Regions from separate parts of the Homo sapiens genome. Here region 1 is linked to region 2. A link is a contact called in ENCODE Hi-C or POLR2A ChIA-PET data. All regions are on one chromosome and are shown on one strand. The core of a region is the stretch at or near the end of the contact, and the rest is flanking DNA. Distances in the headings are between cores, read along the strand shown. Region 1 overlaps PIGL (phosphatidylinositol glycan anchor biosynthesis class L). Region 2 overlaps LRRC75A (leucine rich repeat containing 75A).

Evidence for each region. Hi-C counts contacts between places; a loop is a spot of excess contacts on that map. ChIA-PET counts read pairs that join two places held with the same protein, here RNA polymerase II (POLR2A). Pooled maps may share reads with other maps.
Region 1: a pooled map shows a loop between it and region 2 (3-fold over the local background). The contact joins two enhancer-like sites. A Hi-C loop is called at or near these places in 1 of 168 maps with a recorded cell type or tissue (Caco-2) and 2 of 50 pooled maps. POLR2A ChIA-PET finds 5 or more read pairs at or near these places in 11 of 52 experiments (A549, H1, HepG2 and 8 more).

What each region holds. Positions count from the first base shown.
Region 1 is chr17:16,286,244-16,291,737 of GRCh38, reverse strand. The region is part of intron 2 of PIGL (phosphatidylinositol glycan anchor biosynthesis class L); the gene reads right to left. Among named protein-coding and RNA genes, the nearest start is that of MIR1288, 7.0 kb to the right of the region's middle. RefSeq lists enhancers at 3,412-3,461, 3,482-3,531, 3,792-3,921, 5,449-5,494, 5,006-5,494. Within about 2 kb of position 3,922, at least 26 of the 41 ENCODE cell types and tissues checked have a DNase peak (open chromatin) inside an H3K27ac peak, as active enhancers do.
Region 2 is chr17:16,450,942-16,456,707 of GRCh38, reverse strand. The region is part of intron 2 of LRRC75A (leucine rich repeat containing 75A); the gene reads left to right. All of the region lies in intron 3 of SNHG29 (small nucleolar RNA host gene 29), which reads right to left. Among named protein-coding and RNA genes, the nearest start is that of SNORD65, 13 kb to the right of the region's middle. RefSeq lists an enhancer at 1-327. Within about 2 kb of position 3,312, at least 2 of the 41 ENCODE cell types and tissues checked have a DNase peak (open chromatin) inside an H3K27ac peak, as active enhancers do.

The DNA of each region.
Region 1 (5,494 bases), core at 2,673-5,172, 170 kb after region 2:
ACCCGCCATCATGCCTGGCTAATTTTTGTACTTTCGTAGAGAAGGGGTTTCACCATGTTGGCCAGGCTGGTCTCGAACTCCTGACCTCAGGTGACCCGCCCTCCTCTGCCTCCCAAAGTGCTGGGATTACAGGTGTGAGCCACTGCGCCCAGCCAAGTCCTATTTTCTTATCCTTGTAAGCTCCCTGAAAAATCCATATAATTTCTTTCTTTCTTTTTTTTTTTTTTTTTTGAGCCAGAGTCTCGCTCTGTTGCCCAGGCTATAGTGCAGTGGCACAATCTCAGCTCACTGCAAACTTCATCTCCTGAGTTCAAGCGATTCTCCTACTTCAGCCTCCTGAGTAGCTGGGACTACAGGTGCCCGCCACCACGCTCGACTAATTTTTGTATTTTTAATGAAAATGGGGTTTCACCATGTTGGCCAGGCTGTTCTCAAACTCCCGACCTCAAGTGATCCGCCCGCCTCAGCCTCCAAAGTGCTGGGATTACAGGCGCGAGCCACCACGCCCAGCCCCATATAATTTACTTCTTTTCACAGTTGGAAAGAACTGGTTAAAAGAGATTTACTTAGTACACATGGACTTATACAAGCACTAATGGGGCTGAGAATATAAAAGAATGCACATATGGTAAAGACCACAATTTTATCTTGTTAACTGACTCTCCTTGGAAATTACTTGTATGTAATTCAAAATCAATTTGAAAGCAGAAGTCAAGCCTCAAATAGTAGTCAAGCTTTACACTTAAAGAATATCTGGGGGCCACGTGTGGTGGCTCACACCTGTAATCTCAGCACTCTGGGAGGCCAAAGTGGGAGGATCACTTGAGCACAGGAGTTCAAGACCAGCCTGGGCAACATAGTGAGACCCTGTCTCAACAAATTAAAAAAAAAATTAGCTGAGAGTGGTGGCATGTGTGTGGTCCCAGCTACTTGGGAGGCTGAGGCAGGAGGATTGCCAGAGCCCCAGAGGTTAAGGCTCCAGTGAGCTGTGATCGCACCACTGTACTGCAACCTGGGTGAGAAACAGCAACAACAACAACAACAAAAAAGTCTGGGCTGGGCGCAGTAGCTCATGCCTGTAATCCTAGGACTTTGGGAGGCCAAGGAGGGAGAATTGCTTGGGCCAGGGCTTCAAGACCATTCTGAGCTACATCTCTACAAAAAATAAATTTAAAAAATTAGCCAGGTCAGTGGCATGCACCTGTAGTCCTAACTACTTGGGAGGCTGAGGCATAAGGATCACTTGAGCCTGGGAGATCAAGACTGCAGTGAACCATAACCACACCACTGCACCTGCAGCCTGGGCAGCAGAATGAGACCCTGTCTCAAAAGAGAGAGAAGGGAAGAGGAGTGGAGGAAGGGGAGATGAGGGGAGGGGAGGGGACAGATCACTCTTGTAATCCCAGGAGGGTGGATCACTTGAGGTCAAGAGCTCGAGACCAGCCTGGCCAACATGTGGAAACCCCATTTCTAATAAAAATACAATAATTAGCCGGGTGTGGTGGCGCATGCCTGTAGTCCCAGCTACTCGGGAGGCTGAGGCAGGAGAATCCCTTGAACCCAGGAGGCGGAGGTTGCAGTGAGCAACTGCATTCCAGCCTGGGCAACAGAGCAAGTCTCCGTCTCAAAAAAAAAAAATTAAAAAAAAGAGAAAAAAAAGAAGGCCGGGTGCTGTAGCTCACACCTGTAATCCCAGCACTTTGGGAGGCCAAGGTGGGCGGATCACCTGAGGTTGAGAGTTTGAGACCAGCCTGACCAACATGGAGAAACCCCATCTCTACTAAAAACACAAAATTAGCCGGGCTTAGTGGTGGGCGCCTGTAATCCCAGCTACTTGGGAGGGTGAGGCAGGAGAATCGCTTTAACCCAGGAGGTGGAGGTTGCAGTGAGCCAAGATCGTGCCACTGCACTCCAGCCTGGACAACAAGAGCGAAACTCTGTCTTTAAAAAAAGAAAAGAAAAGTCTGGCATTGCCCTGCCTATGTGACATAGGCATGAACCAGGCAATGGATTTGCTCCAGCAAAAGACAGGTATTCTGGCGCAATTCCCTTGCTACTTATGACTTTTCAAATCCAGACCTTTGCAGCTCTACAGGGAATGGTCATAAAGTTACTGAGCTTAGAGTTCCTAGAAACTTCCTTTCATTTTAAGCAAGGTCCTTTGTGACTTTTACTGCAATTTTAATCAAAGAGTATGGAAATTTCTCGGATGCTGATGTGCGTGGGTAAGTTTGCAAAGATGTAAAGCTGAGTTAAGTCTGCCTAAAACAGATGGATATGGAGGACTGAAGCCAAGTTTCCAGCCAGGTTTTATCCAAGTAAAGGAGAGATGACAAATCTGAAGAATGGAGTTGGATGAGATAGCATCATATACTGCTGGTGCAGGACGAAGATAACTAGAGATTGCATCAGGCAGTTGCTGAATCCTCCTTTGTTGACATACTGCTCTCCTTTCAGAATTCTAGTCCATAGGGTTTATCTCACCTGGCCCTCTCAGCTCAGAAATGATAAAAGGCAAGCTGTGAAATATCTGGTAAGGTTGTACCTTGCACCTAAACCTTCGAATACAGAGACCTGTGGTCTTTGCACTCCATCACTTTACATCTCAAATCAGAATTCCAGTCCATACAGTTTATCTCACCTGACCTTCTCAGCTCAAAAATTATAAAAGACAAGCTCTGAAATATCCGGTAAGGTTGTACCTTGCACCTAGACCTTTGAATACAGAGACCTGTGGTCTTTGCACTCCATCACTTTACATCTCAAATCAGTCAGGTGGTGTTTCCTGATAAGAAGCCAGCAAAAGAGAACTGAGAATAAAAGGCAAAACTTTCAAGATGGTTCACAGGGGAAATCTAGGACTACTTAAAACATTAAAGAGACCTATTAAAGAATTTTTAGCTAGGTGTGGTGGCTCACGCCTGTAATCCCAGCACTTTGGGAGGCTGAGGTGGGCGGATCACCTGAGGTCAGGAGTTTGAGGCCAGCCTGACCAACATGGAGAAACCCTGTGTCTACTAAAACTACAAAATTAGCCGGGCACAGTGGTGCGTGCCTGTAATCCCAGCTACTCAGGAGGCTGAGGCAGGAGGATTGCTTGAACCTAGGAGGCAGAGGTTGCGGTGAGCCAAGATCGCGCCATTGCACTCCAGCCTGGGCAACAAGAGCGAAACTCCGGTTTCAAAAAAAAAGAAAAAGAAAAAAAAGAAAAGAAAAAAAGAATAATAGTAATAGGCTGGACGCAGTGGCTCACGCCTGTAATCCCAGCACTTTGGGAGGCCAAGGCGGGTGGATCACGAGGTCAGGAGTTCAAGACCAGTCTGGCCAACACGGAGAAACCCCATCTCTACTAAAAATACAAAAATTAGCTGGGCGTGGTGGCAGGCACCTGTAATCCCAGCTACTCGGGAGGCTGAGGCAGGAGAATAGCCTCAACCTGGGAGGTGGGGGCTGCAGTGAGCCGAGACTGAGCCACTGTACTCCAACCTGGGCAACAAGAGTGAGACTTCGTCTCGAAAGAAAGAAAGAGAAAGAAAGGAAGGAAGGAAGGAAGGAAAGAAAACAGGTAATTTAGAAAAGAAGAAATGCAAACGGCCAACATATATTCCTTCTGCTTCTCAGAAAGAATCAAATAAATGCAAAATTAAAGCAAGATGTCTGTGTTGGAGAAAGACACAGAGAAAGGGGCACTGTTATGTACTGCTGTTATGAGTTTAAATTGCTACATCTCAAGAAGAAGGTAACTTGCCTATATGTGAATATCTGTGCCCTTTGACCCTGTGTTTCTAGAAATCTAACCTAAGGAAATAATTAGAGAAGCCTAAAGGCCAACGTCAGCTCAGGCAGAGAGATATCACTTTCACCGCAATTGGAGTGGAAAGAGGTCGGCAGTTCTGTTGCTCTGCACCAGGGAGCAATTTCTCTAACTTCCTGAATTGTGGCTTATGAAATATGCTAAAGATAACACAAGAGTTTTTTTGGGCATGTTCAGAGTAAGAGCAAAGAAAGCACAGATACACCCACGGTAAGGAATGTCAACGTATAACAGGACAAAAAAACCCTAGTCACTAAACTTTAATTTTGCTTCTGACTTCTCAGTCAAAAAGAATGAGACTTAGACGAAAGAGGAACAGAAATATATTTAGAGGAATTGAATTTTGAAAACAAAAATAAGTCTGTGAGAGAACTTCTTAAAGGGCTCTGAATGTATTCGAGTCTCAGCTCCCCTAGGAAGAAGGCTTAGTGTGTACTTTATTGGGGACTGTGACCCCAGGAGCAGAAGCCACTGACAGATGGAGAAGGCAGGGAAGCAGGGATGCTCTACTGATGTGGCCCTACTTATGGGCACTGGCTGTGTGTTCCCACAGGACTGTCTGAAAGTTGTAAGAAAATCATCTTACAACTGTCCATCTTCCCAGGAAGATAAAGAAGGAAGTATTTATCTCCATAGGCTGTTAGCTCTCTAATCTTTCAGAGTTGAGCCCGCTTGGGGACCCCCGGGCAATCGCAAGCCCTGGGGCAGACAGCAGGAGGAGCAGTGTGGGCCTGAGGCGAGAGGCTGTGAGCTGGAACCAGCCTGCGGCTTCTCGGTGCCTGCGCAGCCATGGCTGGAGAAAGGCATCTGGAGGGGTCCCCAGGGACCCACACCACCAGAGCGGGGCTCCGAGAGAATGAAATCATTGTACATTTAAGTGATCTGGACTAAGCACACACTATGTGCCAAACAGAGGGCTGAGTTTTAGGGATATAAACATGAATACAAGTCATGGTCCCTTCCCTTAGGAAGCTTAGGGCCAATGAGGCAGAGGTTCGGACTGCTGCAGGATGAGCAGTTTGCTGCGGGAAGGAGAGATGGGCAGGGGAAGAGGTGAGGAATCCAGGCAGGTTCGGGGTACCATCAGTCAGTGGCTATTGAAGCACATGAGGCACCTCATTAACATGATGGCATTGCGCGTCTGGCTCTGAGGAGAGACTACTATTTTGGAAGCTAAGAACACAACAGAAGAAGCCAACTCTTGCCAGTCTTTTAAGTGTGACTCGTAGAAGCCCGACGACTCCTTCCCTGGGGTGTATTTAGCAAACACAGTGTTAATACCTCTGGAAAAGGCCCCAAACTCGAAGTCCCGCCCTAGACCTTAATGTTCAGGAAACAAGCCAGGCTAAAAGCGTTCATTAAAATAACGTTGTGGTTTTTTCCCCCACTGGCTGAATATCCTCAAACAGTGACCTTTCCTACACATTCTAATGAGTCACACTGGCCGGCACATTTTAGTCGGGAGAGTCATGGAAACCCTTTGTGAAAATCTGTGGGGTTGTGGGTCCGTTCAGTCACCAGGTGCTGGTGAGGGAAGCCCCCCTTCTTTCCTCTCCCCAGCTAAGCAAGCCCAGGGGCCCAGGTCTTTCTCCCCCAGACCCAGCCCTGCTCAGAGCAGGAGACTTCGCAGCCTCCGCTGCTGGAACTCAAGCAGGGTTGGGTAACAGCTTATCTCTGAAA
Region 2 (5,766 bases), core at 2,063-4,562:
ACTATAGATAAGCACGGTGCAGAGGTCCCTCCTTCCCTCCTCGCTGCTCTACCCTGCCTCCCTCTGTGTTCCCTCTGCACAGACTGCTCTTCCCCCTGCCGCATGGTAGGGAATGTGGCTAGCTATGGCTCCCAGGTTACTTCTCAGGGTTCCAGCCACTGGAGGAGTTAGGGTATGTGTGTCTCAGTGTCAAGTCCAGCTTCCTCCTCCTCTTCCTCTTCCTCCTCCTCTTCTTTCTCCTTCTCCTCTTCTTCCTCTTCCTCCTCCTCTTCCTTCTTCTGCTCCTCTTCCTCCTCCTCCTCTTCCTCCTTTTCCTTCTTCTCTTCCTCCTCCTCTTCCTTCTCTTCCTCCTCCTCTTCCTTCTCTTCCTCCTCCTCTTCCTTCTTCTCCTCTTCCTCCTCCTCCTCTTCCTTCTCTTCCTCCTCCTCTTCCTCCTCCTCCTCTTCCTGATCCTCTTCCTTCTTCTCCTCCTTTCTCCTCTTCTTCCTCCTCTTCCTCCTCCTCTTCCTCCTCCTTCCTCCTCTTCCTCCTCCTACCCCTCCTCTTCCTCCTCCTCTCCCTCCTCTTCCTCCTCCTCCTACTACTGCTACTCCTCCTCCTCCCCCTCCCCTTCCTCCTCCTCCTCTCCCTCTTCCTCTTCCTCCTTCTCCTCCTCTCCCTCCCCCCGTTCCCCACCTTCTTACTGCTCCACTTCTGGGCCAGTGCTGCCTAGTCCTGTTCTCTGCAGGAGGGAGCCCTGGAGGGGTTCTTTGAAAAGTGGAAGAGTTGGGAAAAAATGAGACAGTCTCACTGAAGGCTTTTCTGGTTGTAAATGATAGAAACACTTTGAACTGACCTAAGCCAAAGACAGGATTTCTCACAAGGAGGGCAGCAGATAGCGGTTAGGAGCATCAGCCTCAGAGCTGGCTGACTTTAGATCCTGACTCCGTCTTACAAGCTGGGAGGCCTTGCCCATCTATTTAAGTTCTTTTTGCCTCAGTTCCCTCATTTGTAAAGCGGGGTTATTAATAATACCTGTCTCATAGGGTTGTAGTAAGGTATGGGACTATAGTTTGTAGGGCACTTAGGGAGGTCGAGGCAGGTGGACCACTTGAGGTCAGGATTTGAGACCAGCCTGACCAACATGGTGAAACCCCGTCTCTAATAGAAATACAAAAAAAATTAGCCGGGCATGGATGGCGGGTGCCTGTAGTCCCAGCTACTCGGGAGGCTGAAGCAAGAGAACCGCTTGAATCTGGGAGATGGAGGTTGCATTGAGCTGAGATTGCGCCACTGCACTCCAGCCGGGCGACAGAGCAAGACTCCGTCTAAAAAAAAAAATTGTAGGGCAGAACTGTGTGGTACTTTTCCCTCACTCATTATAAGGGTCATGGCTGACACTCCTATAACCAGACACAGGGTAACAAAAAAGCAGAACAAATGTGTTTAATCAAAATTTTACGCAACATGGGAGCTTTCAGAAATGAAGACGCTCAGGTGAGGCACGGTGGCTCACACCTGTAATACCAGCACTTTGGGAGGCCGAGGCAGGCGGATCGTCTGAGGTCAGGAGTTCAAGACCAACCTGGCCAACATAGTGAAACCCTGTCTCTACTAAAAATACAAAAATTAGCTGGGCGTGGTGGCACGCGCCTGTAATCCCAGCTACTCGGGAGGCTAAGCCAGGAGAATCACTTGAACCTGGGAGACGGAGGTTGCAATGAGCTGAGATGGTGCCACTGTACTCCAGCCTGAGGGCGGGGACAGAGCAAGACTCCGTCACTAAAAAAAAAAAAGAAAAGAAAAGAAAAGAAAAGAAATGAGGACCCTTAGCCCCAGCTACCTGGGAGGCTGATACAGGAGGATTACATGAGTCCAGGAATTCAATACCAGCAAGGCCAATATAGTGAGACCCCCATCTCTTTAAAAAAAGAAAGAAATGAAGACCCCAAACCCCAGGGAAAGAGGTTTTTTTGTTTTTTTGGTTTTTTGTTTGTTAGAATTTGTTTATTTTAATTATATTTATTTATTTATTTTAAAACGGAATTTTGCTCTTGTTGCCCGGGCTGGAGTGCAGTGGCGTGATCTCGGCCCACCTCAACCTCTGCCTCCTGGGTTCACGCGATTCTCCTGCCTCAGCCTTCCGAGCAGCTGGGATTACAGACATGCACCACCATGCCTGGCTAATTTTGTATTTTCAGTAGAGATGGGGTTTCTCCATGTTGGTCAGGCTGGTCTCAAACTCCCAACCTCAGGTGATCCGCCCCCCTCTGCCTCCCAAAGTGCTGGGATTACAGGCATGAGCCACCACGCCTGGCCTGTTTGTTTGTTTGTTTTTTGACAGAGTCTCACTCTGTTGCCCAGGCTGGAGTGCAATGACGTGATCTCGGCTCACTGGACCCTCCACCTCCTGGGTTCAAGCAACTCTCCTGCCTCAGCCTACCAAGTAGCTGGGACTACAGGTGCCCGCCACCATGCCTAGCTAATTTTTTGTATTTTTAGTAGAGATGGAGTTTCGCCGTGTTGGCCAGGCTAGTCTCGAACTCCTGACCTCAGGTGATCCACCCACCTCGGCCTCCCAAAGTGCTGGGATTACAGGCGTGAGCCACCACACTCAGCCAGCTATCTGTTTTTATACTCAGGCTTGGTAAAGAGTGCACAAGCTTGTAGAAATGCGATTGGACAAAGGGTGTGATCTAATGGTGATAGGCCGAGGGGACCCAGGAAGGCTATCTGCTCAGATTCTTCTTGGCCTCTCTCTGCAGTGTTCCTTCCTACCCCTCTGGAATGGTCTTCAAGACAGAAGGGAGAGAGTGACCTGCCTAGTTTTATGGCTTGCTTTGAGGGAGAGGGGTTCTGGTCTCTGTGACCTGCCTTGGGGAAGAAGAATTCTGGTTTCTCTGACTCACTCTGGGGGAGAAGAAGGGCCAGAGACAGGAGGGCAGCAGAAGGGCAGAAAAACTTTGCTTCTGAGGCCTTCCAATTTCCGTTAGTTCAAAGCTCTCTGCTGGCCCCGGCGCCATGCTTTGGAATTGTGTTCTGAGCCCCAAAATGTTCATGCAAACAGTGCTCAGAGGAGATGCCCAATGCATCGCAGCTGCTCAATACATGTTAGCTGTTGTCAGTTTAGTTCAGACAAGCAGAAGGGAACTCTCACTCCTGAGAGAACATCAGCTCACTTGTGCTCTCAAGGCAACTCTATGAGGTGTCCATATCTATTGTTCCTGTCTAGCCAGTGAGGAGACGCAGGCTCCTCAGTTCTCCCTGGTAGTGGCAGATACACTTCCATCCCGAGCCTGGCCCTGTGCGTGGCTGCCCCCTTGTGGCAATGGCAGTGCAGTGATGCCCCCTTGTCCTCTGTTCTCGTGTGTGTGTGTGTGCGTGTGCGTGTGTGCGTGTGCGTGTGTGCGTGTGTGCGTGTGTGTGTGTGTTTAGGAGTCCCACACCAGTCCCACTCTGGCGCCCAGGCCAGAGTTCAGTGGCGCGATCTCGGCTCACTGCAACCTCCACCTCCCGGGTTCAAGCGATTCTCCTGCCACAGCCTCCCAAGTAGCTGGGACTACAGGCACCCACGACTACGCCTGGCTAATTTTTGTATTTTTAGTAGAGATGGGGTTTCACCATATTGGACAGGCTGGTGTCGAACTCCTGACCTTGTGATCCGCCTGCCTCGGCCTCCCAAAGTGCTGGGATTACAGGCGTGAACTACCGCGCCCGGCCTCTATTCTCTTCTTTTAAGGCTCAGCTGCCCAGGCTGAGAGGGTGGACAGGGATTTTGGCCCCAGATTTTGGAAACCCTGGGAAGTGATTGAAGGAGGAGCTGCAGCTGAGGGGCTCAGTTCTAAGCTTTGGAGACTGGCTACATTCTGTCCTGGGGTGGTTCCAGGAGTGATGCTGGGCAGACCACCTGATCCCACCCATGGTCTTTGAACCAGTGCTTCTCCACCTCAGCTGCACTAGGGAATCACCTGGGGACCTTTTAAAAATCCCCGTGTGGCCAGGCAGGGTGGCTCACACCTGTAATCCCAGCACTTTAGGAGGCTGAGGCGGGCAGATCACGAGGTCAGGAGTTCGAGACCAGGCTGGCCAACATGGTGAAACCCCATCTCTATTAAGATACAAAAAATTAGCGGGGTGTGGTGGCAGGCGTCTGTAATCAGCTACTTGGGAGGCTGAAGCAGGAGAATCGTTTGAACCTGGGAGATGGAGGTTGCAGTGAGCCAAGACCGCGCCACTGCACTCCAGCCTGGGCAACAGAGTGAGACTCCATCTCAAACAAAAAGAAAAAAAAAAAAATCCCTGTGCCTGAGCCACCCACCCATCATTGGGGTGGCCCAGGCATCAGTGTTATTTTGTTGTTGTTTGGTTTGGTTTGGTTTTTTGAGACTAGGTCTCACCCTGTCTGGAGTGCAGAGGTGTGATCACGGCTCACTGCAGCCTTCACTTTCGGGGCTCAAGAGCCTCCTACCTCAGCCTCCCGGGTAGCTGGGACTGCAGGCACATGCCACCATGATGGGCTTTTTTTTTTTTTTTTTTTTTTTTTGAGAGCAAGTCTCACTATATTGCCCAGGGTAGTCTTGAACTCCTGGGGTCAAGTGATCCTCCTGCCTCAGCCTCCCAAAGTGCTGGGATTACAAGAGTGAGCCACAGCACCTGGCCCATCAGTGGACTTTAAAGCTCCCCTGAGATTCCAGGCCGGGCGCGGTGGCTAACGCCTGTAATGGGAGGCCGAGGCGGGCGGATCACAAGGTCAGGAGATCGAGACCATCCTCGCTAACACAGTGAGACCCCCCGTCTCTACTAAAAATGCAAAAAAATTAGCCGGGCATGTTGGCGGGCGCCTGTAGTCCCAGCTACTGGAGAGGCTGAGGCAGGAGAATGGCGTGAACCCGGGAGGCGGAGCTTGCAGTGAGCCAAGATCGCGCCACTACACTCCATCCTGGGCGACAGAGCGATACTCCGTCTCAAAAAAAAGAAAAAAAAGCTCCCCTGAGATTCCGGTATGAAAGATTCCAAGGTAAAGAAGCACAGCTCTAGATGGGCCATCTCCAGTGTCACCTCCTATTCTCTGTTTTATTTATTTATTATTATTATTATTTTTTTTTTTGAGATGGAGTCTCACTCTGTCACCCAGGCTGGAGTGCAGTGGTGCGATCTCGGCTCACTGTAACCTCCGCCTCCTGGGTTCAAACAATTCTCCTGCCTCAGCACTCCGGAGCAGCTGGGATCACAGGCGCCCGCCGTCACGCCCAGCTAATTTTTGTATTCTTAGTAGAGACAGGGTTTTGCCATGTTGGCCAGGCTGATCTCGAACTCCTGACCTCAGGTGATCCATCCACCTTGGCCTCCCAACGTGCTGGGATTAACAGGCGTGAGCCACCGTGCCTGGCCCCTATTCTCCCTTTGAGCTCTAAGGTCGGCTCCCACCATGGCCCCACTCCCTGAACTTGTGCTGGCCATGGCCTCCTTGTTGGAGACCCAGTGGCCTCTGGGTGGGGGTCTAACCCCATTAGTCACTCTTCTTGGTGTCCAGACTCCACTACTCCTGCTGCTCTGATGGAGTCTTCTCTGACTGCTGTGTGTCCACTGTTCTCTCTCCCTCCTGCTTAGCTCATTCTCTGGCCAGGGGTTTAATCTTACTGATGAATGTGTCCAGCCTGGACCTGTCTTGAGCCCCAACCCCATAAGTCCAGTGGCATCCACAGCTGGAGGTATTGTGAGCTCCTCAAACTTACCATGGCCCCACATGAGCAGGTCACCCCCCTCCTGCCTTCTCACCCACTTCTT